6 separate regions of the Mus musculus genome follow, and regions 2, 3, 4, 5 and 6 are each linked to region 1. The links are chromatin loops, found by intact Hi-C in ENCODE. Cell type or tissue: heart. All regions are shown on one strand.

Region 1 (4,000 bases):
TGGCCTGGGGGCAGCAGATTTGGAGTTGAATTGCAAGTCAATGGGAGAAAACACGATGAAAACAGAACCTGTTTCTCCTCTTGCTGAGGTGCAGGAAGTTTCAACTGTTGAAGGTGTGTATGTACAGTTAACTTAGTCAAGCTTTATTATGTGCTTTGTTCTTTTGCTTTGCAAGTTTTTTTAAGTGCGTTTTCAATAGTTTTTTTTGTTTGTTTTTTTTAATACTTAAAGGCCTCCACAACTGTACTCTCCATATTGAGAGGCAGAAGTAGAAACATCTTAATAAGTTTGAGGCCAGCCTCATTTCCAGGGTATCACAGTGAGGCTCTGTCAAAAAAAAAAAAAACCCAAAAAACAAAAACAAAAACAAAAAACCTCCAGAAAACCTCCAGGTAGTTTGTGACCCACTTCACGTGGGAAGTGCTTTTGAGTCTTCTGCAGGGGTTCTTTTCGTGTGTGTATGTGTGTGTGTGTGTGTGTGTGTGTGTGTGTGTGTGTGTGTGTGTGTATGAAAAGAAAGAGGCAGAGACAGACTCTCAATAATGATGGTTGCTCTGGCTGTCCTGGAACTCACTCTGTAGATCAGGTTAGCCCTGAACTCACAGAGCTCTGCCTGCCTCTGCTTTCAGTGCTAAGACTAATGCTATGCTCCATTCATTTCTGATTTTGTTACATATTCTCTTTTGGTATTTTGGCTATGGAGTTACCAGTTTTATTGGTCACTTAAAAAGAAGTAACCTGTTTTGTGTCTCTTGTTTTGATTCTAACCAATTTCTCCTAACTTTCTAGAACTTTATAGTTGCTTTAGCAGTCACCTTTTTTTCTGTGTATGTGTTGTGTTGCCCATCTGTTCATTTAATGGGGAGATGTTATATGCATGCTCCAGACTTTATTCTAAACCATTCTTATTTGTGAATGTTCTGCATGGAACATGGAACAATGAACAGACTCATGTGGGGCCTTGACCTGTAGCTGTAACTTACATAGTCTTGGTGGCTGGTTGTCTGCTCTAAAGTGAACAGAAAGGTCCTTGTCACTAGAGTTTTAGTAGTAAGTGTTGCACTGGTAAGTTAACTAGGTCTGTTTACTATAACACCTAGAAGAGTTCTATCCTTCAAACTTAAGGGGTTTTGCATTTTGTTTTTTTAAATGCTTTTTGTTTGTTGAGACAGGGCCTACTATCCCTAAACAATTTTTCTGTCTCAGTCTACATGTACTGGGATTGCAGGCATAATCTTCCATGCCTTGTTCTGTTTCTTGAATAGAGAGTCACAGATGTATAATCATTTTTCTTTAGGAAGTTGTGTCTGTCCAACAGAATGGATAATCAAAATGTGGAGTCCACAAACCTTTATTGAATAAGCCATGTGTACCTGCTGTGGAGGAACTGAACTCAGAACTCACTCTCTGAGCCCTTCCTGTGTGCCAGAAGCTATTCAGTTTACAGAACTTTGTGGACTTAGTGTTTAGGCAGGGTTGGAAGAAGGACCTGGGAAGGTGGGTGGCAGGCAGACATTTGGAGGTGGGGGGGAAGCACTGTGTAGCCCAGGAGACTCTCAGATAATGTGGTTTCTGACTTAGTTTGCAGGTTTCCTAAGTGGGTTAAGGCTAAGCAGGGAAGTTGCTCTCAGTCTCAGCCATTTGCTTTGAGGAATCTGTGGAGTTCTTGACTTTCAAGTTAATCTAACTTCACAGTAGACAAAGAAGCAACTCAGCCAAACTATGGCTTATTAGTTTGTTCCCATATCCTGCCCTCCTTCCCTCTGTATCCTCCCTGCTGCTGCTGAACTGCTGAGGACACCATGGGAAAGAAGAGAGCAGAGTGCTGCCTTGAGGAACTTGGTACAGTGAGGGGCAGGGCCACCTCCTCCCAGGCACTTATCACAGTAGTGCCTTTACTCCTAGAAGGGGCAGCGTGCAGTCAGTGATTAGGACTGGGGAAGAAGGTCACCTTTGTAATTCTGTAGCTAAAAAGGAGAGGTATGTCGTCCTTGAAGCAAAATAATATTTCTGGGGTTTGTTTTGGAATAAAGGGTTTGTGGGAATACAGATGATACAGAAAGATTGCTGGTAAGAAGGCTGCTAAAGACACTTGAGCCAGGAATGCCTTATATAAGTGGGCAGGAAATGGGCTGGGTTGTCAGCAAAACAGCCACAGAGAGCAGGAGCGGCTCCGCCACTGGGCAGTGACTGTTCTCCAGGCTGCTGCCACAGCCTTGTTGTTTCTAAACCTAGGTGGAGTCATGCCCCTAGAAATGAGAAAGCAGCTGTTGGAGGCAACACTTCAAGTTCAGAGAGGACTCACCAGCAGGGGCAGCACTGCCATCTTGTGGAATAGATGGTCATGCTCTCATTTGCTTTGTGTGTATGTAGAAATCTATATTCTGGGCAAGAGCCAGGCAGTGTTCACTGGAACCAGATGCCTGGAGGTCAGGGGACAACCTTGTGAATAATTTCTTTCTTTCTACTTTTTATTTATGTTTTGGGAATCAAAATCACATTGTCAGGTGTACACAGCAAGTGCCATTACCAACCAAGCCATCTTGTTGGACTTCTAGGTATTTTTTCTGAGCATAGACAGTTGTGTATACATGTGTTCATATATGTATATTATATTTTTTCTAATGCTAAGGACTGAACCACAGATTACTCCTACTGAGCACACACTCTGCTACTGAGCTATACTCCCAGCTATGCCTTTTTCTTGTATAGTGCTAGATCGAACCCAGGGCTTTGTACAAGCCAAGCAAGGTGCACCACCGAGTTAGCACCCTCGGCCCTGTGTACTTTTCTTTTTCTTTTTTTTTTTTTTTTAGATTTATTTATTTATTATATGAGTACACTGAAGCTGTCTTTAGACACACACTAGAAGAGGGCATCAGATTACGTTACGGATTGTGAGCTACCATGTGGTTGCTGGGAATTGAACTCAGAACCTCTGGCAGAGCAGTCAGTGCTCTTAATCATTGAGCCATCTCTCCAGCCTGCAACTGTGTGCATTTTTAAGTAAGTCTTATTTGAAATTATCTCAGGTCTATGAAAATGTTGTAAATATAGAAGAAAGAAGAGTAACATGGTGGCTTACACACTCATAATGCCAGCACTTTGGGAGGCTAAGGCTGGAGGGTAACAGTGAGTTTGAGGCTATCCTGGGCTACCCAGTGAGTTTAACATCAACAGCAGTTAGTAGGTAGGATTTCTGTTACTTCCTTCTGTGAGGACAGAATGTGGTGGAGTGACAGCTGACAGGACAGAAGTGGTGCAGACACCGATAAAGCCACCTAGGACTCCTCAAGTGGGTCCTTCTCCTCTGGCTGCTCCTGTGCTTTCGTAGTTGGGGGGGGGGGGAGACAGAGAGATACTGCGAGACTGCCTCCCTTTATAGCCCCCAACCAGCTACAAAACCAAACCCACCATTGCCCTGCATCTCTCCCAGGTCCTGGGATTACAAGCAGGTGCGGCCTCACTGTTGTATCTGTTTTCTTAGTATACATTGTTCTAACGTTGACAGGAAAAAGCACAATGCCCCTTTATAATTTTTAATTAATTCTGAGACAGGGTCTCTTGTATCCTACATTGTCCTGGAACTTGTATAGATGAAAATATCTTCAACTCCTGATCCTCCTGTCTCCTTCCATTGTGCTGTGACTGTTGGCCACCAGAGCTTAGTGTATTCAGTGTTGGGAGCTGGATGAAGGCTTTGCAGAGCAGCCAGGCAGCTGTCAACTGATCTGGACCCCCTGAAATCCTTAACGGTTGGTTTATGTTAGACAGGGTCTTAATCTGCATTCCAGGTTTCATTTAAATTCATGGCAAACCTCCTGTCTCAGTCTCTTAAGTGCTGGGTTATAGACTTGAGTCATTATACCTGGCTCTTCCATTGTAGTCTCTTCTGAGATTGGAACAGCAGCCTCACATGTGCTCTATCTAGCCTCTATTCTCTTTCATGGTTGTTTAAAATTACATGATACAGTAGGTAGAGTGTGTGCTTAGCTTGGAG
Region 2 (4,000 bases), 130 kb before region 1:
TAAGTACGTTGTGTGTGAACATGGGGATGCATGTGGACCATCAAACAGAGAATCCATTCCAGCTTCCATATCAATACCAGGGATCAAATTCAAATCTTTCAGACTTGGCAGCAAGCAACTTTACTCGCAGTAAACCATCTAGTTTACCTTTTACTATGTAGTATCTCTCCTTATGAAACACAGCAAATTAACTGGACTAGCTTACCAATTATCTTGCTCCATGTATCTGCTTATACCAAGTTGACATTCATGCAAACATGACAAGCATTTGACATGCTCAGCTATCCACCCACACCTAAACATGTTTTTTTTAAATTTAAGATGTTAATGGTTATACATAAAAAAGATGTACAAGATGTAATCAATTTTTACTACCAAGTTTACTGTAAGTTTTGTGGAGTTGACTCAGCAGTTAAGAGCAGTTGTTGCTTTTGCAGAGGACTTAAGTCTTGGTTAAAAACAACAGTGCTACTTAAAACCTACCAAAAATCTATAAAAATGTAACATTTCTGTTCCTTCAGATACAGGTAAGCATGTGGCATACATACATGCAAGCAAACAGACAGACATAAAGAAACAAAATTAAAAACCTGACATACCAGAACCTGTGTTTTTTTTATTTTATTTTTTATTATAATGACCAGAATTCTATATAAAGCAGCAAGCTAAACCCTTTTAATAACCACTTTGAGGAAGTAACCAAATGTTGAACTTTGGAATCCATAGACTTATGTAGCCAGAGGGATACATATACAAAAATTATTAAATTATTAACATCATACATTAGTAAAAATAGGTAAACTAAAAGCAGATAAAATTATCATAGGTTAGAAGCCTGCATGGACTACAGTACTGCTACTAATTGATCACGAGGCCAGCTCTAACAATTGATGCTAAGACCCTGTTGGAATTTAAAAAAACAACAAAAAAGAGGACTTGTGATTTATCAGTGGCAGAACTGCCTGGCATGCAGGGCTCAGGGGCCTAGGTTTTAACTCTATGACAGAAAACAATCCTGTAGTAGATAAATTTAACTTGTTATTCCTATAGAGTACCAGCTTCAGTTACCAGCAAACAGCAACAATCCTGATGTCCATTCTGACCTCCCTGAGCACAAGTGATAGACACATATGTACATGTACACATACATAGAAGCAAAATACTCATAGCAGGTAAAACAAGTGTATGCAAAAGATTGGTGACAGAAATTTCATGAATATTAAATTTTATTCAATGTGCCCAATAAAATATAAATGGAATTAAAAAGTGAAAAAAGGCCATCACTTTAATAATTTTTCAAATGTGAAATATTCTAAATGTTAAACATATTATACAAATGTACTTACGTTTGAGGATTAAACATGTTAGAAAGTTGGAAACACTGTGTTGCAAGAGGTTGAACAGACGCAGCTGCAGCTAAAGCTGAGGCTAAAAAAGGAAGAATAAAAATTAGGTTCATGGAAAATGTGTAAGTATCCCTGGACAATTAACTAAAATTCACTTTACCATAATACAACAGTTAAGCTAAGCACAACTACCTTAAAACATCTTTAGCTTAACTTATGATAGCAACAAAAAGTACAAATACTTAGACAATGAGAAGGGGAAAGGAATGCTCACACATTTCATTCAGATGCAAATGCATGTCCCTAAAAATTACAGGAGCTGGGATTGGAACTTTTGTCAAGCATGTTTGTCTAGCAGGCATGAAGCTCTGGGTTTGACACCAACCACCGCATAAACTCACTGTGCTAATAATCTTAAGAGTTAGAAAGGGAGGTGCAAGATGAATACAAGTTCAAAGTCATCGAAGCCAACATACCAACTTTTAGGCTAGACTAATATATAAAACCTTGTCTTCTGCAAAAATTATATTTAAAAGGGGGCACTGTGGCATATAGCTTTAATCACAGTACTTGGGAGATAGAGGCAAAACGTCTCAGAGCTCTTAGGTCAGCTTGAGCTACAAAGCAAATTCTGACACAGGTAAGAGTTCATGGGGAGGCAATTTTCTTAAATGAAACCAAACCTATGAGGGTTTAAGGACATATATGCAATCTAAATCTATTAAAAACAAACAAAAATCCTCCCCAGAAATCATTCCAGAAAGAAAAAAAGTAAAAATGTAAGGTTGGTTTTATCCTGAAATGATAGCATTAATACAAAGTGAAATTGTTGGAAAGCCTAAATAAACAGAGTAAAAATCTTTAATATCTCCTCTTTGCCAGGAATATAGTCTTATGTTTAAAATATATACAAAGGGATTACAGAGATGGCTCAGAGGATAAGAGTACTTGAGGTTGAGTTCAATGCCCAGCAACCACATGGTGGCTCACAACCATCTGAAATGGGATCTGATGCCCTCCTCTGGCAAGTCTGAAGAAAGTGACAGTGTGCTCACATATTTAAAATAAATCTTTTTTTAAAAAAAAGCTAAGTAAAAGACATATCAATATGTTAGGTTTTTATATAGTAGGTACTATGAAGAACTTGGAAAACCTTTTAGCAGCCAAAGATTTATTTATTTAAATTCTTGTGTGAGAATTTTGCCTGCATCCAAGCACATCACAGGTATTGATTTTTCCCTCAGGGGCCAGAAAACCTAAAATCTGTTAAATATTATTGTAAGCTATGATGTGCTTGATGGGAATCAAACCTTGATAATGAAGCAAAAGTCTAAAGTGCTTTAAATCCAAAGACCTCTCTCTCTGGTCCAACTTTTAAAAAAAAATATGAACCAACATATAATAAACATGTAAAAGACCAAGTATAGTACACTAGGAAAAATGTCCTAAAAAAATTAACATTTTAATGATTTCTCTTAGCAAAATGTAAAACCAGAAACAGCAACTTATCCACAGTTTGATTATTGTAATGTGAAACTGCTGGACCCAACAGTATTCAACCTTAAAGCAAACATGTCTATAGTCAATTGCTTTTTCAAGTGAGGTGATGCAATGGTTTCTATTTGGTGTTCTTTAGGTGTGGTTTTTCTATTCTAGAGACAGGGTCTCACGTAACTCCAATTTTCAGGGAATTACCAAATATATTATGGCAGTTGTTATAGAACTCACCGTAAGCATATTATCTGACCAAATCCCATTCCAATGCATAAAAACAAACAGCTAAGGATAAAATAATGCATTAAGAAATCGAGATACTTGAATAATCACCTAAGAAAGTATCAGACAAATAGCACGGAACAAAGCTATTCAAAAAAATACCACATTAAAAATTATTCTGAGTGTAACAAGTGCTTTTCCTTCAATATTTCCTTTAAAGATAAAGGCACTTTTACTAATTTTTGAAGCCTTTCCTTGTATTTCTTCCCTATAAACAAGTATAACCTGACATAATCTAAGAGCTACCTAAAATGTAAGGCAGAACTGCTTAAGAAACACAACAGTATACATGAAAGTCATAAAAAAAAAAAAACCAACCCAATTTATATAACTAAAGAGTGACAGGAGCCAGAGTAAAACATATCTGAGTTCCAGACCAGTCAGCTCTACATAACAGCCAAAGCTACACAATAAAACCCTGTCTCAAACAAAAGCAGAACAAGTATACAGAAAAGTATAAAGAAAAGTTAAGAAACACCTGAGGGGAATTACAGATTTTGAGTACTAAAGACCAAACAAACAAATAATGAAATCTTTCACTTTTGATAATACTGCTAATCATTTACAAATAACAGTACAAATGTACCATATGCTTAAACTTCAAACACATTTAATTCTCACCTAAAATTGAGATGTTTCACACGGGATTTTTAATATTAAAAAAGAGAAACCAATAAACGGTTTAAAGTTGGCAGGAGAGCTGGAGTCATGGGTCAGCAGCTAAGAGCACTGCTCTTCTGGGTTTTTTTGTTTTTGTTTTTTTTTTGAGACAGGGTTTCTCTGTGTAGCCCTGGCTGTCCTAGAACACAGAAATCCGTCTGCCTCTGAGTGCTGGGATTAAAGGTGTGCGCCACCACCACCCGGCATGACTGCTCTTC
Region 3 (4,000 bases), 130 kb before region 1:
ATGGACATGTCCCATTGACCCGCGAAATGCATTTTTAAAAATGTATTTATTGAACTCTTTCCACATGTGTTTTGAGTTATGCACAAGTGTTAACCTTACGAGCACTGCCTCATTTAATTTCCCCAATAATCTTATACAGCATGAACTATTTCACTTTCCACTTGGTAGATGAGGAGTTCAAGGCTTAGAGAAATGAGCGGATTTGTCAGAGGTCACCTAGGGAAGCTGGGAACTAATTAAACACTTAGTGTCAAATTCCAGAGCTACTACCTGAGTCTCTTCTAGAAAAACAGCTATTTCCATCTGTAAGAAAGAAATAGGTCACATAGACCACTGACTGGAACTCCTCACAGTCCTTCGTGCTAACCTGGCGAGCACGTTCCATGGCTGCCTCGCTCTCCCAGCCATATGCATGAGTCCGAGAATGAGGGTTCCCATAGTAGTTGACAAGGTATGGGAGCATGGCATCAAGCACTCTGGGATCCTGAACAGAAGAAAACAGAGCCCAAAGTCAATTCAGAACCTGCTCGAGCCACCATTACCTGCCAACCTTGCTCAGTGCATTTCCAACCTTTCAGATACTCTCTGCTTTCTTCCACTTCTCAGACACTAATCAAATAGCAACCTGATATATGCCCACTTCAAACTGCAATGTTCTGCAATTCCCACAAGTCTTTCTTTAATTTTTTCATTTACTTATTGAAAGATAAGGTCTTATGTAGTTGAATCTGACCTCATATTTATAAGCCTGCCAGGTTGCCCACTTCAAACTGCAATGTTCTGCAATTCCCACAAGTCTTTCTTTAATTTTTTCATTTACTTATTGAAAGATAAGGTCTTATGTAGTTGAATCTGACCTCATATTTATAAGCCTGCCAGGTGTGCTGATACACACTTTTCTTTTCTTTTTTCTTTTTGGGTTTTTTGAGACAGGGTTTCTCTGTATAGCCCTGGCTGTCCTGGAACTCACTTTGTAGACCAGGCTGGCCTTGAACTCGGAAATCTGCCAGCCTCTGCCCCCGCCCCCCATGCTGGGATTAAAGGCATGTGCCACCAATGCCTGGCACATTTAACAAACAAACAAACAAACAAACAAAAGTTTGAGGGGGCTGGAGAGATGGCTCAGCAGTTAAAGAGCACTGACTGCTCTCCCAGAGGTCCCGAGTTCAATTCCCAGCAACCACATGGTGGCTCACAACCATCTGTAATGGAATCTGATGCCCTCTTCTGGAGTGTCTGAGCATAGCTACAGTGTCCTTGTGTATATATAAAATTAAAAACAAAACAAAATAACAACATAGGTTTGAAACTCCCTATGTGGCTTAGGCTGGTCTTAAGCTCACTCAAACTACCCATGCCACACTGTCCAGCTCCAACACCCGAGCAATTACTATTAGTTATAATGCCTGTACTGGAAGGATCTGACAGGGTCAGTAGCTAAAAAACAGTAAAGCCTTTTCTACTAAACTAACATCTTAGCCTCCTGATTCCTGGCAGCTCCTTTTCCTAGCACATTTAATAGTTCTCAAGTCGGATGAATTTTAGCCTGTCGGTGAAATTTGTCCTTCTAACCTTTCCTCCCTACAAAGAACCTCTGTTAGTCCTTACCAGAGGAGTGGTGGCCTGTACGTCCATGTAGAGAGGTCGCAGCACTGCCTCTGCCTCTGAGTGAACAGGCGAATGGGGGCCATGATCTACAACTAACAACAGATAGCAGTGGCAAAGTGAGAAACCGTGGACGAAGGGCACACAAAACAACAGATGGTCAAAGCTTCTTTGAGGTGAATTTAAGGAAGGCGGAGGTCCAGTGTCAAAGTAAACAAACAACAACACGCGCTGAAAGACATCGAGTTAAGTAATAGACACAGGGTTCTTGGAAAGGGCGCGGGCAGCAGCAGTCGGGGGCAATGTTTAAACTACATAGCACCGAGTGGGACGAGCTGTAAAAAGCAAAGCCATTTAGAAGAAAAGTGAAAAGCGCAGGTTCCTTCAAAGGTTCACGGCAGGAGGAAGCTCATCTAGCATCTTTAAGACTTGGTCAGGAGAGAACTGAAGGATGAGAATTCCGCTCAAGGGAAGTGCGGAGCAGTATGTAAGGGCCCTCCCGAAAACAAATAGGAGACCGGGCGACGGGAAGGTTTAAGAGACTGGGCGATGGAACAAGGCGGGTAGGATCCGCAATAATGCAGTGCTTAGCAGCACCGACCCAAGGGGGTTCGCTCCTCCAGAAACCGTGGGAACGAAAAGGAAAGGGAACGTACCGCGCAGGCGCAGTCCCCGGGTGGGCACCGAGGACCTTCCCAGGGCCAAGGAGGTAGCCGCCAACGACGCCCGCCTCCAAGCGGCTCGCAGCAGCATGTTCCCAGCCACAGAGCCCACCATCCGCGGCGCTTGCAAGTCCTCAGCCCATGCTCCCGGAAGTAACTGCGCTGTGCTCCGGAAGCGATCCCACGGACCGCGAGCGCCCTCCGCCTAGCATTCGGAGTGAGACGTCGAGCTGAGCGATCGCAGCGGAGAACGAGGTGAGGTGGGGCCCGACAGTGGCCTGCGTCGCGCGTGCGGGGTCCTCCATCGCGAGGGTGGTGGAGGCGTGCCGCGGGCTGGCTTCTGACCCGGGTGCTATGTGACCCTGCTGTGCGTCCCCTGGCCGACGCCACGGCTGGTGACCAGGCCCTCACTGTCCTAGCACTCTCGCCGCAGATGCCGGTGGCCGTGGGTCCCTACGGGCAGTCCCAGCCCAGCTGCTTCGACCGCGTGAAGATGGGCTTCGTCATGGGTTGCGCAGTGGGTATGGCGGCCGGGGCGCTGTTCGGCACCTTCTCCTGTCTCAGGTGAGCCTCGCGGACAGAACTTCCTGCCTTCCGAGGGCTCCAGAGCCCACTCAGACGAGGTTGAAAGCACAGGATTTACGGATCTGAGTTCTAAAGTCAAAATGGCTTTCTGACTCCTTTGTTAGTTCAGTGTTATTGAGTTTAGTGGAGTACTGGACACTTACCTCCACTTTTGTAAGAGCCAATCATATTAGTATGATTTACATTATCTGGCACGTCGTAATTACTTAGCGAAGGGTTATTATTGTTGCATGGCGTTTTAACTCCCAACTGCATGTAATGAAGCAAGCCTGATGAGAATTAGGTGTAGTGAAATATTCTACCTCTGAGATAAACTGCTATCACATTTGGATACTGTGCTTATAAATTACTATTTACCCAGCACTAGTTTAATTGTAGTGCTAAGTACTGTAGTTAACCACCGAGCATTAGCTGTGAGCACCTTAAATCCACCAGCACTCTGGACGGAGTGGCAGATTCCTGAGTTCGATACTAGCCTGGTATATAAATGTGAGTTCCAGACAGCCAGGGCTGTTACACAGAGAAACCGTCTCAAAATAAATAATAATAATAATAAATAATAAATTAAAAAGTGTAGTTACCGAGTCTGTAATGTCCATTTTACACTTTATGCAGTTTATAAATTGCAGCGCTTGACTCAATCTAGGTTAAACAAAACAAAACACTAAGGAATTATCTAGAAGAAAACTGGCTACTCAATGATAAAATACCATAGAGGCACAAACACGACTGCTTTCTTGCCCATGTACTTCATTATCTCTGCATCTACAAACTAATGCAGCATTCAGCACAGGTCCTAGAGACCCTAGATAGATATTTTCCTTGTCATTGCTAATCCTATGTGGGGAAGAGTAGCATTTTAAGAATGACAAATGAGATTGTCAAGCTGTTAGTGCTTAATATATTCAACAGATTTTAAAGGGGGGTACTTAGTTCAAATCTCTATTCCTGTAATTGTATTCCCAAATTGCTTTCTTGGTTTCCTCCTCAGGATCGGAATGCGGGGTCGGGAGCTAATGGGCGGCATTGGGAAAACCATGATGCAGAGTGGCGGCACGTTTGGCACTTTCATGGCCATTGGAATGGGCATACGATGCTAATTAGGGCTAGGATGCCCTGCAATACCTAAACTTCCCCATCCATTTCGA
Region 4 (4,000 bases), 82 kb before region 1:
GCATGTATACACACATACACATTAAAATAAACAAATAAATGTAAGAAGAGAGAGGGTCTCTCTCAGTAGCCCAGGCTGGACTGGAACTCACTGTATAGAACAGGCTGGCTTGGATCTCATGTGTCTCCCTCTGCCTCCAGAGTATTCTTTTAAAGACCATGGACAAAAAGAGAAACTGACAGGAAGGCCAAGGGACAGCCTGTGCTCCAGAGACATTGTTTACAAAAGAAAGGGGTCAGGGTGGTGTCCTGTGGATCACACAGTGAGGAATTCCTGATAACAAAACCAACTAGGCCTCCAGCTTCAGATGGCTGAAAACAGTGACTGTGGAGGGTTTGGAATGTTGCAGGTCTCAGAGCTGGTTTCTCCTGGGCTTCTAAAGGCCCATCTGTGTGTCAGATCTAGGATCCCAATAAAAGACAAGCCATGAACTGTATAGTTAACAAAGCCCTATTCTCCACCAATGGAAGGGCTAAGAATGCTACCACATAGCATTTAAGCCCTCCAGCTGAGATTACTCCATTTTACTCTAACTACTTACTTAATGTTTCTACTAATTTCTTGTTGTTTTGTGCTTTTGTGTTTTGTTTTTTTTCTTACTCTCTCTCTCTCTCTCATTTTTTGTTTTTGTTTTTGTTTTTCTTCTTTGAGACAGGATTTCTCTGTGTAGCCCTGGCTGTCCTCCTGGAACTCACTTTGTAGACCAGGCTGGCCTCAAACTCAGAAATCCACCTGCCTCCTGAGTGCTGGGATTAAAGTCTTGTGCCACCACGCCTGGCCTTTTTTTTTTTTTGGTTTTAAGGCATTTATTGTAGAAAGGCAGAGAGAGGAAGAGAGTAGGGAAGGCTGAGAGTAAGAGCAAGAGAATAAGAGGTAAGAGAGTGTTCTCTTTGAGAGAGGCTTTCTCTTCATAACCCTAGCTGTCCTAGAATTTTCTATGTATGGGATTAAAGGAGCCACCACACCTGGGCTCTACTAATAAAATTTTTATTTTATCTTATTTTTATTTTTTATTTTTGGTTTCTTTGTATACTCCTGGCTGTCCTGGAACTCACTCTGTAGACCAGGCTGGCCTCCCAAGTACTGGGATTAAAGGTGTACGCTGCCACCACCGCCCGGCTTTTTTTTTTGGGGGGGGGGGGCAAATGTTTTGCTTGGAGAGCTATGCTTTTGTGTGAAGAATGACTTTTTTTTTTTTTTGAGACAGGGTTTCTCTGTATAGCTCTGGCTGTGGTGGAACTCACTCTGTAGAACAGGCTGGCACTACACGAAAACAGTGAACAATGACTTTAATCTCAGTATGTCAGGGGCAGAAATGTGGATCACTGTGAGTTCAAGACAAACCTGTCTATACACTGATTTCCAGTCTAGCCAAGGCTACACATATTGAAACTGTTTCAGAAACAAACAAACAAACAAACAAAAACAGCATCAAGTGTGGTTAGATGAGCAAAGGCTTAGATTGACAAGTAGTGTAGGGACATGATGCGATTAGACATAATTTAAGAAGTGCAAGTTTGGTTGCTCCCAGTGTCAAATCAAAGCATGATCGCCTCAGTAAATAGCAATTTTACCACTTCTCGTTAGCACTTGCTAAGTCCCACTGGAGAAACCTCTTTTTTGTTGTGGCGGCATCTTGGACCTTGCTCCCTAGAGACAAAATTCGGCTTTTTCTTTTCAGTTCCCGTTGGAATCCTTTTCTAAGGATGAGAGAGAGCAAAGGCAGAGGTGAGAAGGTTCAGATGAGGACTTGATAGGGGCAGAGCACAGAGGGCGGACTGGTGACAATCGATCTTGAAGATTTAGCTCTTCTTCTGGAGAAGGAACAAGTCGTTCTGATAAGCTCTTGCGTGTGAAGAGCGGATTGGAAGAGGGAAAGTAGTGAGCTGTAAAGACTACGATCTCCGTGGAGCGTGGTGACAGACGGGGTAGAGGGAGGTGGGCGACTTTCCACCATTTAGAAGGAGAACTAAGAGGGTACATAGGCAGCACCCAGGCCAATGCTTCTGGTGACCTCAGCCGTCACGGGTGAGTGCGGACTCGGCGTTCCCGCTTCAGGGAGGTGGGCGTGGCTTGCTCGCGCTGTCGTCCTGGCGACCGGGAGGGGCGGGGCCCGGGGCGGGGCTGTAGGGAGGCTGCGTCACTCGGCGGTGGAGATGGTGCGTGTGTGTGGGGGGCGGGGGATACGCTGGGCGCGTCCCCGGGGTCACGTGGTGCGCAGCGCGCACAGTCCTTCTGTCGGTTGGTCTGGAGCGGCGCAGCAGGAGCGGGGCCGTGAGGTGAGCTCGTGGCGAGGCGCGGCGACGCGAAGCCAGCTGGTTGGGGCCGTGTTGGGGGCAGGCCCCGTGCCGCGCGCGCGCTGTGCGGGCGGGACCGGGGACGGACGCCCCGGCCACTGCGGGACCCTGGCTCACTCCTGTTCCCCGACTGGCCCCCGGATCACCCAGCCCCGGAGGGAGGCCCGGGGACCGCTGCTGAGAGCGTGGCGGGCGTGCGAGCGTCGCCCAATCACTGCGGCTACCCGCGGGAATGACGGCCGCTCAGGCCAATCAGCGGGGCCCGAGGGGGCTGGGCCGCGAGGTGCGGGCCCGGGGCGCGGAACGGGGCAGTGGGGGTGGGGATGGGTGCTGAGGCTGCACCCCCTGCTTAGTCCGCGAGATAGGGGGAGGCCTAAGCTGCTGCCTCTGCCGCGGGGACGGGTTTTCGTGAAGTGCCTTTCTTATCCTGATCTGGGAAGCACACCCTTTCCTCACGACCCTGTATATGGGAGTGTCCCCTTTCTCTGTAGTTTGGAAAATCTGGGCGTCCCTCCACTCTTAAAATCTCTAATCTTGGGATTTTTCTCTCGATTTCTAACCGTCCCTGAAAACGGATTGAAATCATACTCTCTTTTCTTTGCTCCCCCATACTGAGGGAACACTCCTATATTCAAACCTAATTAACAGTTTTCCCTTTTCAATTTGGGGTCCAGTCCGTTAGTAGGTTCCTCAGAAATCAGGTCACTAACCAAAGTTATCTAATACTTTATTATTATTATTATATCCCACAACTCCAGGGAGGACGACCTCTGTCCAGGCCTCAGCTCTGGTATGTTTTCAGAAGTTAGTGAATGTGGGGGTCAGTTCTTTTTTTCTTAGTCCTTTAGTGTGGAATGCGCACCCCTTTCAGGCTCTTCTCCAAATCCTGATGCTTCTGGCACATAGTTTGCAGTTTCATCTGTAAGGGGCTTCACTAACGTGTCCTTAAGTATGTCTTGGGGCTGCACTCTTTGATGAGTTCTCCAAGCTACCTTGTTTCTCCGGGGGGGGGGGGGAGGGGATTTGTTTTCCTATCTGAGAGTATCTTTGCTTTCAGTGTCCCTTTAAGGTTTGAGATGCGCCTCTTTTAGCAGGAAACAGACCACCTTTGGGGCGCAGCAAGTACTTCTGGCACACTTTTCTCCTGAATCCTTTCATTCCTAAATGTGGTGCACCCCCCACCCACCCATTTTTCCCACAGCTTCCTTTTTTTTTTTCCTAGTTGAAAGCCATATTTATTTGGCCTGTGCAAATTCCAGGAAGTTATCCCTCTGCTTCCAATTTGTGGGACTTAGAGATCGAACTCAGATGGTCATTCTTGGCTTTAAGTGCTGAGGCATCTAGCTAGACAGTCCGTGTCGTGTCCCCCCCCCCCCCCCCCGCCCCCCCAAGGGTTTCTCTGTGTAGCCCTGGCTGTCCTGGAACTCACTCTGTAGACCAGGCTGACTTGGAACTCAGAAATCCGCCTGCCTCTGCCTCCCAAGTGCTGGGATTAAAGGCATGCGCCACCACGCCAGGCTGTCTCTTTCTCTCTTTCTTTTTTCTTTTTCTTTCTCCCTCTTTGTTTGTTTTTCTTTGTAGCTTTTCTGCCATCAAGATAGTTTCAGTCTTAAGTTCCCTTCCCTCTTTGGAACCTCATTCCCTAATGTGCTCTCCCGGGCTCTTGGGCCTTCCTTCCTGTGTTGAGTGCATAGCTGCAAAAC
Region 5 (4,000 bases), 98 kb before region 1:
ACCAGTGACAATGCATGCATGCACACTGCTATTTTCACCACCAACTGGTCAAAGAATGAAGAGTGCTGACTTTTACTGTGATACCGAAATGGGTCATATTGTATTACTGGCCAAAATACTTCCTTTCTAGTTTTGAGTGTGAAAAGCTATGGCAGGGCCTAATTAAAAATAAACACTATGGAGAGCAGTAAAACAGTCATCAAGTGACTCTAAGCTGTGATACTGTCTCTTGCTTTTTTTCTTTTCTCTCTTCTGTTCTTTTTCTTGGTTTTTTTTCCTCTTTTTTGCCAATTTCTATTCAGGGATCCAAGAATCTTAATAATTATTAACTGAAAAGCAGATCAATACCTGCCTGTATTCAGGTTTACTATCACCAGTCTTATATCTATTTATATAAAATAAAATTTAAATCTCACCCATTTCTTCTTTCAAGACTTCTAAGATTTACTTGCCAGAGACTGGTTGTAATTTATTATTCTTGGACCCCTGCAGTTTTCCCAAACCACTACATTCACCTTTTTGCTATACCAAACTGGAGCTGGTAATTCTTAGTTGAGTCATTTTACCTAGGGGACCACGGTACAGCGATAAGTCACTCAATTACTACCTTATGATTGACAGTTCACACTGGAATCAAAGGTGAATTCATGGGAGTAGAGGTGAGATATCGTTAGGCAAGTCTACAAAGAGAGATAGATGGGCATTTATTCATCACGCTGAAGTGAAACTACTGCACAATATTATTACATCAATAGCATATATTTACTTTTGTAAGTTACACGTATTGCATCTCTGATAAGGTAATCAAGAGGGCTCCGGGAAGGTTAGTTTACATTTCAGCAGTAGTTTCGTGAATAATGCTAAATTAAGAAATATATTAAAGCTCACTAGCGTGTTTTCTCACCTTCTTGTAAGGGGCCTCAAGCATGGCTTCAATATCAATATCGTCTGCCATTTTCTCTACTCGCCTGGGGAAGAACAAGACAGTCCTGTAAGTACACCTGCAATTCTGCTAAATAATAAAATAAGATAAAATGTCCCCTTGATCTCCCATCCTCAAAGCCTGAGAAAACTCCTTTGAAAGCGCTACGATGGCTAAAATTGTGCGACGCCCATCAGACAAGGCTGCCTTGGGTACGCCAAGTGTCACGTTCCTTGTACCTAAGACAGGAGCAGGACTCCAGGTCGAATTTCAAAAGCCCGCCCGCGAGCGGCTAAAAGCGCCCCCAGGAAGGATGCAGCGGAGCGCTTCCTCACCGCACAAAACCCGCGCTGCCATTTTAGCGGCGGAGGGAGACTCCCTCCGCTGGGAGGGGTTGTGTACCACGGCGGCGTTCCACGGGCGCCATGTTGGGAGGTCGCGACCAGCCCCGGCCCTCGGAAGGACAGATCTTTATCTGACCGAGGTCCCCACGGAGGTCCCGGCCGCTACCAAAAAACGCCCACGACGTCCTTGCCCGAGATGAAGGGCACGGCCGAGGAGAGGTGACCCCACCGTACCGGGAAGGCCCCCTCCCCCTCTGCGCGCCGAGCAAAGCGGCGAAAAGCCTCGGCATCGCGGAGCACCCAGCTCGGGCAGGCGACCCACTCCCCGCCGGCCGCGACGCCCCGTACCTGTGCGGGCTTCCGCGCGCCTGTGCTCGCCACGGGAAGTCGGCTGCCGCCGCCGCCGCCGCTGCTGCTGTCGCTACTGTTAAGCCACTAGGCCCAGGCCGCGGTACCGCCCAACCCGAATATCGGGCCCCGAGGGCGTCTAGGCCCAAGCGAATCTAAAAGAAACAATGGGATTAAAGGAGCCCGCGACGGAGAGCAGGGCAGCGGCTTCGGCAGCTCAGGATCCACCCCTGCGACAGCGTCGGCTAGCTCCCTGAAATGGCGGCCGCTGCTCCTCCGTACTCACAGTCACCAACACATACACACACACAAACACCCGGGGTCTCCCGGAGCCGCAAGCACGGGCTCTCGCGAGAAACTGCCCCGGGTTCCAGACTGGAAAGCACGAACTATCGCGAGATCTCTCACCGCGGCTCCCGGCGACCGTGGCCCAATCTCGCGCAATGATTGCGCCACAGATGATCACAGTTTCCCTTCCCCCAATTCCGAAAGGCTTCTCGGACTCCCCCGCCAGAGCTGCACCCAAGTCTCGCGAGGGTGCGTCCTCTATCGGGCAAAGACAGTTGGTGCCCTGACTGTCAATCTTTGGGAGGATTCCTTGCTGAGTGGTGCATCGTTGCTGTCATCCTGGCTGGTGTCATCTCCTCGCTGGGTGTGAAGGTTTCCCCTCTCAGAGCCGACCCCCACCCCGGACACCCGCCCTCCCACACAGATGGCTGTCAAGGTCGCCATAAGGCAACCTATTATAATACATATGGCTGTGGGCTAAGACAGTCGTGTCCAGACCCACCAGTGGTGAAAACGCATGCAGACAAGAACGAGCTGTACACAGGGGAATGGGAATAAAAAGTACGATTTTCTTGTCGTTTGGTGTCACCAGTTAGATGTGGGCTCGATAGTGAAGCTTCGCAACACCCTTGGAAACCGGAGGCGGTGGCCGGGCTGGGAAGAAACCGCAGTGTGTAGCTTTCTAACCCCTGAATTTAGTCGGGCTCTGAATCGGGGTGGTTTGTGACTTTAAAAGGTCCCCTCACTTTTCCCTAGGATTTTGACTGTGTGAATTTACCGCTTTTGTTTAATTTTTGTTGGATTTTATTTGGTTTGCTTTTTGTGTATTTGGGAGTGGTTAATTCTGTGGTAGAGAAGCTGAGTGATCATTGGAAGGTTTTTTTTTTCTCCCACTTTTACATAATAGAAAACGTTTTGAAATAAAATATCAAACCAGTCTGGAAACCTATCAGCAGCTTAATAATTGAGGGTATAAAAGGTCCAAAATGTCACACCTTGCTTGGTGTAGCCACTCCAACAATGTGACCTTGAGCAAGTAAATTAAGCTCTCCATATATTCCGATTCCTCCTCAAGGGGGGAATATTATAATTAGTAGCAAGGATAAGCTTGACACTAGCCAAGACTGCAAATATTCACTAATTCCCAAGTTTAGCAGGGGATGTATGTCCAGGTGGACTCTCCCTGAAAGCTCGTGAGGAGTAGGAAGAGCATGTGGAATGATGACAGGAAACTTCTTGGGGCTGGCAATGTAATACAGTTGGCAGGTGACTTTTCTAGCATGCCTGGTAGAGCTTGTCTATAGTTATGCACTCAGAAAACAGAAGCAGGGGGATTTCTGTGAATTTGAGGTCAGCCTTATGAGTTCCAAAAAATTTAGCTGATCTGGCTTTCTCTCTCAGATGTGGCACACTGCATGAAATCACTGATAGTTTCCTGCTGAAAGATTAGGCTTTCCAACTTCCCTTGTGGACTACTGAAACTTCTCTGCTCCTATAAGGGGCTACAACCTGTCTTCCTCTATAGGAATGTTAACCATAGGGTGAGTGGTGACAGGGATGCCCCTTCACCCTGAATAAGCAGTGGTCTTGCCTAACTAAGGTCAGACCAAGCCCCTCTCTGTCTTCTATCTCTCTACAGGAGCCCTTAATTAATAGTCCTGTCCTGGGCTGCCAAGTCAAGGACAACGCGTGCCACACAGTAAAAGGCTATGAAAAAGGTAGAAGGGGGACTGGAGAGAAAGGAGTAAGAGCACTGATTTGATTCCCAATACTCACTGGCTGCACACAACTACATTAAGCAGATCTGGTGATGCCTTCTGGTCTCCACAGGCATCAGGTATGCAGGTGGTGCACAGACTACATGCAAGCCAAACACATGCATGTTAAATGTGTATGTGTATGTTAAACAATTTGTTCTTGAAAAGCTAGACTGGGGACTGAAGAGAGAACTCAGCAGTGAGAGGCACTGGCTGCTCTTTTAGAGAGCCAGGGTTCAATTCTCATCACCCAGTGATGGTCCACAATTGTAACTCTAATTCCAAAGGATCCTACACCTTCAAGACACAGACATACATGCAAGCAAAACGTCAATGCATAT
Region 6 (4,000 bases), 310 kb before region 1:
GCAAAACACTCGTATATATAAAAATAAATAAATATTGAAAAAGAAAGTTCTGAGGAGTCCTGTAATAAAGAAAACCTAATTAACCTATTTACTTCATTCAGCCCAGATTCACTCCACTTAAATGTCTGTTGAGTAAATCTGAGAAATCTAACCTTTTCACTTTTATTTTATATTTTGGTCTCTAGCTCAAGAGGAGGTCTAAGACACGTAGGACAATGGTTAGACACCCTCCTGCAACCAGCCTCTAGCTACACAGGAGCTGCGGATTTGTTCTGTGGTGCGCCCATGGAGACAGGGAGCCCCGGGTTGAACATGAAGCCCCAGTCCTTGCAGCTGGTGCTGGAGGGGCAGGTGCTGGCGCTGCAGCAGCAGATGGCCGAGAATCAGGCTGCCTCCTGGCGGAAACTGAAGAACTCCCAAGAGGCCCAGAAGAGACAAGCAACCCTCGTGAGGAAGCTGCAGGCCAAGGTGAGGTAGACAGCCCTGTGGGGAAGGGGAAAAGAAGCCTCCCCAAGAGTTGGGCGCTAGGGTGGGATAGGGCTGGAGGAGGGAAAGCCCGTGTAGTACCAAACATCCTGGTGAGGATGGCCCAGACATTCCAACTCTCAACCATAGCCTCTCCTTGACAGTCACAGCTCCTCCTGTCTCTGTCTCCCACCCTGCTGTAGGAGTGCTGGACAGTAACACACACCACCCCTTCTGGCTTTACCTGGGTTCTGGGGACCTGAATTCAGATCTTCATGCTTCCACAGCAAGTGCTTCCCTGCTGAGCTGTCTCCCAGAAAGTATTATTTAAACACCCAGAAAGAAACTCTTTTTTTCCTCTATTCCTTCCTTCCTTCCTTCCTTCCTTCCTTCCTTCCTTCCTTCCTTCCTTCCTTCTTTCCTTCCTTCCTTCATTTATTTACATTTCAAGTGTTATCTCCTTACCCGGTTTCCCCCGCTCCCTGAAACCCCCTACCCTATTCCTCCTCCCCCTGCTTCTATGAGGGTGTTCCTCCACCCACCCACCCACCCACTCCCGCAGACAGAAACTCTTAAGTCGCTGTGGCCTCACTTCACCATCACCACCCGCTTCCCACCTTCACAGCAAGTTTGTCCAAGATTCTTGGAGCCTGTGGGCTATGCAGTTTCTATGAGCTGTGGCTGAGCCTGCTCTCTTTGCTGTTTGTGTGAGCTGTGGCTGAGTTCAGGCCTGCTCTCTTTGCCTCAGGTTTTACAGTACCGGAGCTGGTGTCAAGACCTGGAGAAGCGACTAGAAGCCACTGGGGTGAGTGAGATTCAGTTCTGGACTTCCCCTGTGCCCCCAAAATATACTTTTTGAGCTTTATATACTGCCAAATAACTGGGGCTATATAGGATGTTTGGTAAGAGTCCTTTTGTGTTCAGCTCCTAAGAGCTCTGTCAATCTGATCTTCTAGAGATCCTTGGCCTGAGAGATTCCAACCCATGGCTTTCCGTGGATGCAGTATGTGGATGGAATTAGAGAGAAAATTCATGTTCATCCAGCAGGTGTCAGTGTTTGTATGTCAGGAAAACACAGGTCTACAGGCAAGCCTGCAGCAGAGCAATGTGTTTATTTGTTGCCTGGTAGGACTGGCTTTGAAAGACCCTTTGTCAAGTTCTTTGTTCCAGCTCCCCTAAGCATCTTCTCATTCCCCTCAGACAAGTTTGAGGGAGAAAGAAAAAACCAGAATATTGAGCCCCTTCCCTGCAGGCCAGGGCACCCCTAGGCGTCTTACACTGTTCACTTTGCTGCAAACTCCTGGAAAGGAATGACAGTCACCGTCATTTTGTAGCTTGGAGACGATGAGTGACTTCCCAATTAGTATAACAGACGTTAAGGCCCCTAGTGAAAGATGCAGCTTCCATTCCACTGGTTAGATGCCCAACGGCCAAACTGCTTCCAAGAGAGAACAAAAAAAAAAAAAAAAAAAGCAAGTGGCTACTGTGAAAGGAAGCATGAGGGGATTGTCCTAGGGGAAGCTCATCTGCAGCATTATAAGGCCTGTCTCTGACTCCCAAGGGGCTGATCCCTCAGCGCTGGGAGAGTGTAGAAGAGCCCAACCTGGAACAGTTGCTGATCCGATTGGAGGAGGAGCAGCAGAGGTGATGGGCCTAACTTTCCTGATCTGAGTGGTTATCCAGTGGGTGGAAAGGTTGATGGGAAACTTCTGTTCCAAGAGTGAACATGTGGGTGGGAAACTGGCTGGGCATGGTGGTTCCTGTGTGTAACCTAAGGCAGGCAGAAAGCAGAAGGGAAAGGGGGAGCTGGGAGGGAGGGGGCCTCATGGGAATCTTGTGTCCCAAGTGCAAACAAGACTTCAGTCCTCCAATTCCTGGCAATGGAAAATTCCGCTCCCTGTCTTTCTCCCAAGAGGAGGACCAGACCTTCATTTTGCACTTGCTTTTGCCTGGTGCAGGTGTGAGAGTCTAGTGGAGGTGAACACCGAGCTTCGGCTGCACATGGAGAAAGCCGATGTGGTGAATAAAGCCTTGCAGGAGGACGTGGAAAAACTGACAGTGGACTGGAGTCGGGCCCGAGATGAGTTAGTGAGGAAGGAGAGCCAGTGGCGGATGGAGCAGGAGGTAGGAGAACAAGAGTGGAGTATGCACACTGTTCCAGGTAGCACCAGAAGGGGTTAACTTGGACCTGGGTGGAAACTGAGCTGTCATTGCTCCCGCCTCTGACTAGCTCTGCCCAAGCTGACAGCTGTCCCCTGTTTCAGTTCTCTTCCTAGTTCTGCCTAGTCTAGGCTTTGTTGGCAGGTAGCATAAGGCTCAACTCTTGCATAAGTGACTAGCTTAGGTTTCAAATGGATCTGAACATTTAATCTGTCTTTGTCTGGAGGTCTGCATAGCTAGACCCCAAGCAGGTAGCTGCTGGATTGAATGGAGGAGAAAAAATGGCTAATGGGCCCTGGGAAATGTTCATATCAGAGCTATAGAAAGCAAATGTTCCCTGAACCTTTGCTGGGTTCTGGGTCTGGGTGACTTGCATGTATTAGGCCACCCAGTTCTGTCTGTGGTAATAGCTCCATTTGTAAGCAGCCACTGCATACCCTTTTCTGATGTAGCCAAGTGGAAGGCCACTTTTCATCCAGGGCCCCCTGACCTCTTGAATCTCATGACCAACTTTATTAAACTCTTCAGTATAACCTGAATAGACTTCTATCCATAAGCTATCGCCTTGAAATCCTTCCTCCCTTCACCCCTCTCCCAGCAGCCATGAGGAATCCAAGACTCTTGTGTTGGTGCAAGGTCCCTGCCCTTGGGTATGACTTGGGTTTCTGAACACACAGTTCTTCAAGGGCTATTTGAGAGGTGAACACGGTCGTCTTCTCAATCTATGGCGAGAGGTGGTAACCTTCCGACGTCACTTCCTGAAAATGAAGTCAGCTACTGACAGGTCAGTGTGGTGATAAGGAGAGAGGTTTGCCTCTGCTGATTCCTAACTTAAGGCAGCAGGCTCTGTAGAAGAGGAATGGGGGTTAGTGGCTGGGAGGGAGATCTGCCGTTACTGGAGAGATGATGTTCTCAGACCTGCCCCTTAGACACCTTGGGTTTTGTGGCCAAGCTCTCTTCCTTGGTTCCTTGGAGTCTTCGATCTTCCTTCCTGTGCTCAGAGACCTGACAGAGCTAAAGGCTGAACACGCAAGGCTTTCAGGGTCCCTGCTGACCTGCTGTCTGCGCCTGACCCTGAGAGCACAGTCTCGGGAGTCCAGTGGATCTGGGAGAACAGAGGAGAGTGAGCCAGCCCGGCTGCTGCTGCTCGTCGCTAAGACCCAGGCGCTGGAGAAGGAAGCCCATGAGAAGAGCCAGGAGTTAATGCAGCTCAAGAGTCACGGGGATCTAGAGAAGGCAGAGCTGCAGGACCGGTGAGGTGACGCGTGGGCCCAGGGAGATCCACTGAGGGGAAGCTCGCTTCCTTAGGGGATTGTGGTGGGCGAAAAGATGTCAAAAACACCTTCACCCTGAGAGGGACAGGAAATGAGCCATC

Evidence for each region. Hi-C counts contacts between places; a loop is a spot of excess contacts. Peaks named below come from ENCODE experiments on the same cell type or tissue, not always from the same donor. Only the 100,000 strongest peaks of a DNase experiment are listed, where the experiment ranks them.
Region 2: it touches region 1 in a loop (2.9-fold over the local background); 7 of 42 quality-filtered maps call a loop at or near these places.
Region 3: a loop joins it to region 1, with 3 times the contacts of the local background. A loop is called at or near these places in 6 of 42 quality-filtered maps.
Region 4: it touches region 1 in a loop (2.6-fold over the local background); 13 of 42 quality-filtered maps call a loop at or near these places.
Region 5: it touches region 1 in a loop (3.0-fold over the local background); 14 of 42 quality-filtered maps call a loop at or near these places.
Region 6: a loop joins it to region 1, with 5 times the contacts of the local background. A loop is called at or near these places in 12 of 42 quality-filtered maps.

What each region holds. Positions count from the first base shown.
Region 1 is chr2:156,276,556-156,280,555 of GRCm38, forward strand. Phf20 (PHD finger protein 20) reads left to right here. Exons shown (of 18, transcript NM_172674.2): 9 at 1-113. Among named protein-coding and RNA genes, the nearest start is that of Cnbd2, 34 kb to the right of the region's middle. In heart, a CTCF peak has its summit at 2,327 (motif pointing left); a DNase peak (open chromatin) is centred at 2,226; H3K27ac peaks cover 528 bases.
Region 2 is chr2:156,149,389-156,153,388 of GRCm38, forward strand. It overlaps Rbm39 (RNA binding motif protein 39), which reads right to left. Exons shown (of 17, transcript NM_001291114.1): 14 at 1,347-1,428. Among named protein-coding and RNA genes, the nearest start is that of Nfs1, 7.2 kb to the left of the region's middle. In heart, a CTCF peak has its summit at 2,342 (motif pointing left); no DNase peak of the experiment used is centred here.
Region 3 is chr2:156,141,759-156,145,758 of GRCm38, forward strand. Nfs1 (nitrogen fixation gene 1 (S. cerevisiae)) reads right to left here and starts at 2,428. Exons shown (of 13, transcript NM_010911.2): 1 at 2,262-2,428; 2 at 1,609-1,700; 3 at 368-484. The coding sequence starts at 2,382. It overlaps Romo1 (reactive oxygen species modulator 1), which reads left to right and starts at 2,395. Exons shown (of 3, transcript NM_001164216.1): 1 at 2,395-2,522; 2 at 2,701-2,831; 3 at 3,844-4,000. The coding sequence starts at 2,701. The coding sequence ends at 3,952. In heart, CTCF peaks have their summits at 1,265 (motif pointing left) and 2,464; a DNase peak (open chromatin) is centred at 2,413; H3K4me3 peaks cover 2,600 bases; H3K27ac peaks cover 1,969 bases.
Region 4 is chr2:156,194,519-156,198,518 of GRCm38, forward strand. It overlaps Phf20 (PHD finger protein 20), which reads left to right and starts at 2,129. Exons shown (of 18, transcript NM_172674.2): 1 at 2,129-2,279. In heart, a CTCF peak has its summit at 2,257; DNase peaks (open chromatin) are centred at 253, 2,213, 2,423 and 3,183; H3K4me3 peaks cover 2,171 bases; H3K27ac peaks cover 1,878 bases.
Region 5 is chr2:156,178,273-156,182,272 of GRCm38, forward strand. Rbm39 (RNA binding motif protein 39) reads right to left here and starts at 1,966. Exons shown (of 17, transcript NM_001291114.1): 1 at 1,615-1,966; 2 at 905-968. The coding sequence starts at 955. In heart, CTCF peaks have their summits at 1,282 and 2,157; DNase peaks (open chromatin) are centred at 1,369 and 2,069; H3K4me3 peaks cover 3,527 bases; H3K27ac peaks cover 3,030 bases.
Region 6 is chr2:155,961,687-155,965,686 of GRCm38, forward strand. It overlaps Cep250 (centrosomal protein 250), which reads left to right. Exons shown (of 33, transcript NM_001130000.1): 2 at 186-468; 3 at 1,214-1,270; 4 at 2,027-2,109; 5 at 2,424-2,589; 6 at 3,303-3,409; 7 at 3,627-3,878. The coding sequence starts at 286. Among named protein-coding and RNA genes, the nearest start is that of Cep250, 7.1 kb to the left of the region's middle. In heart, a CTCF peak has its summit at 1,510 (motif pointing right); no DNase peak of the experiment used is centred here.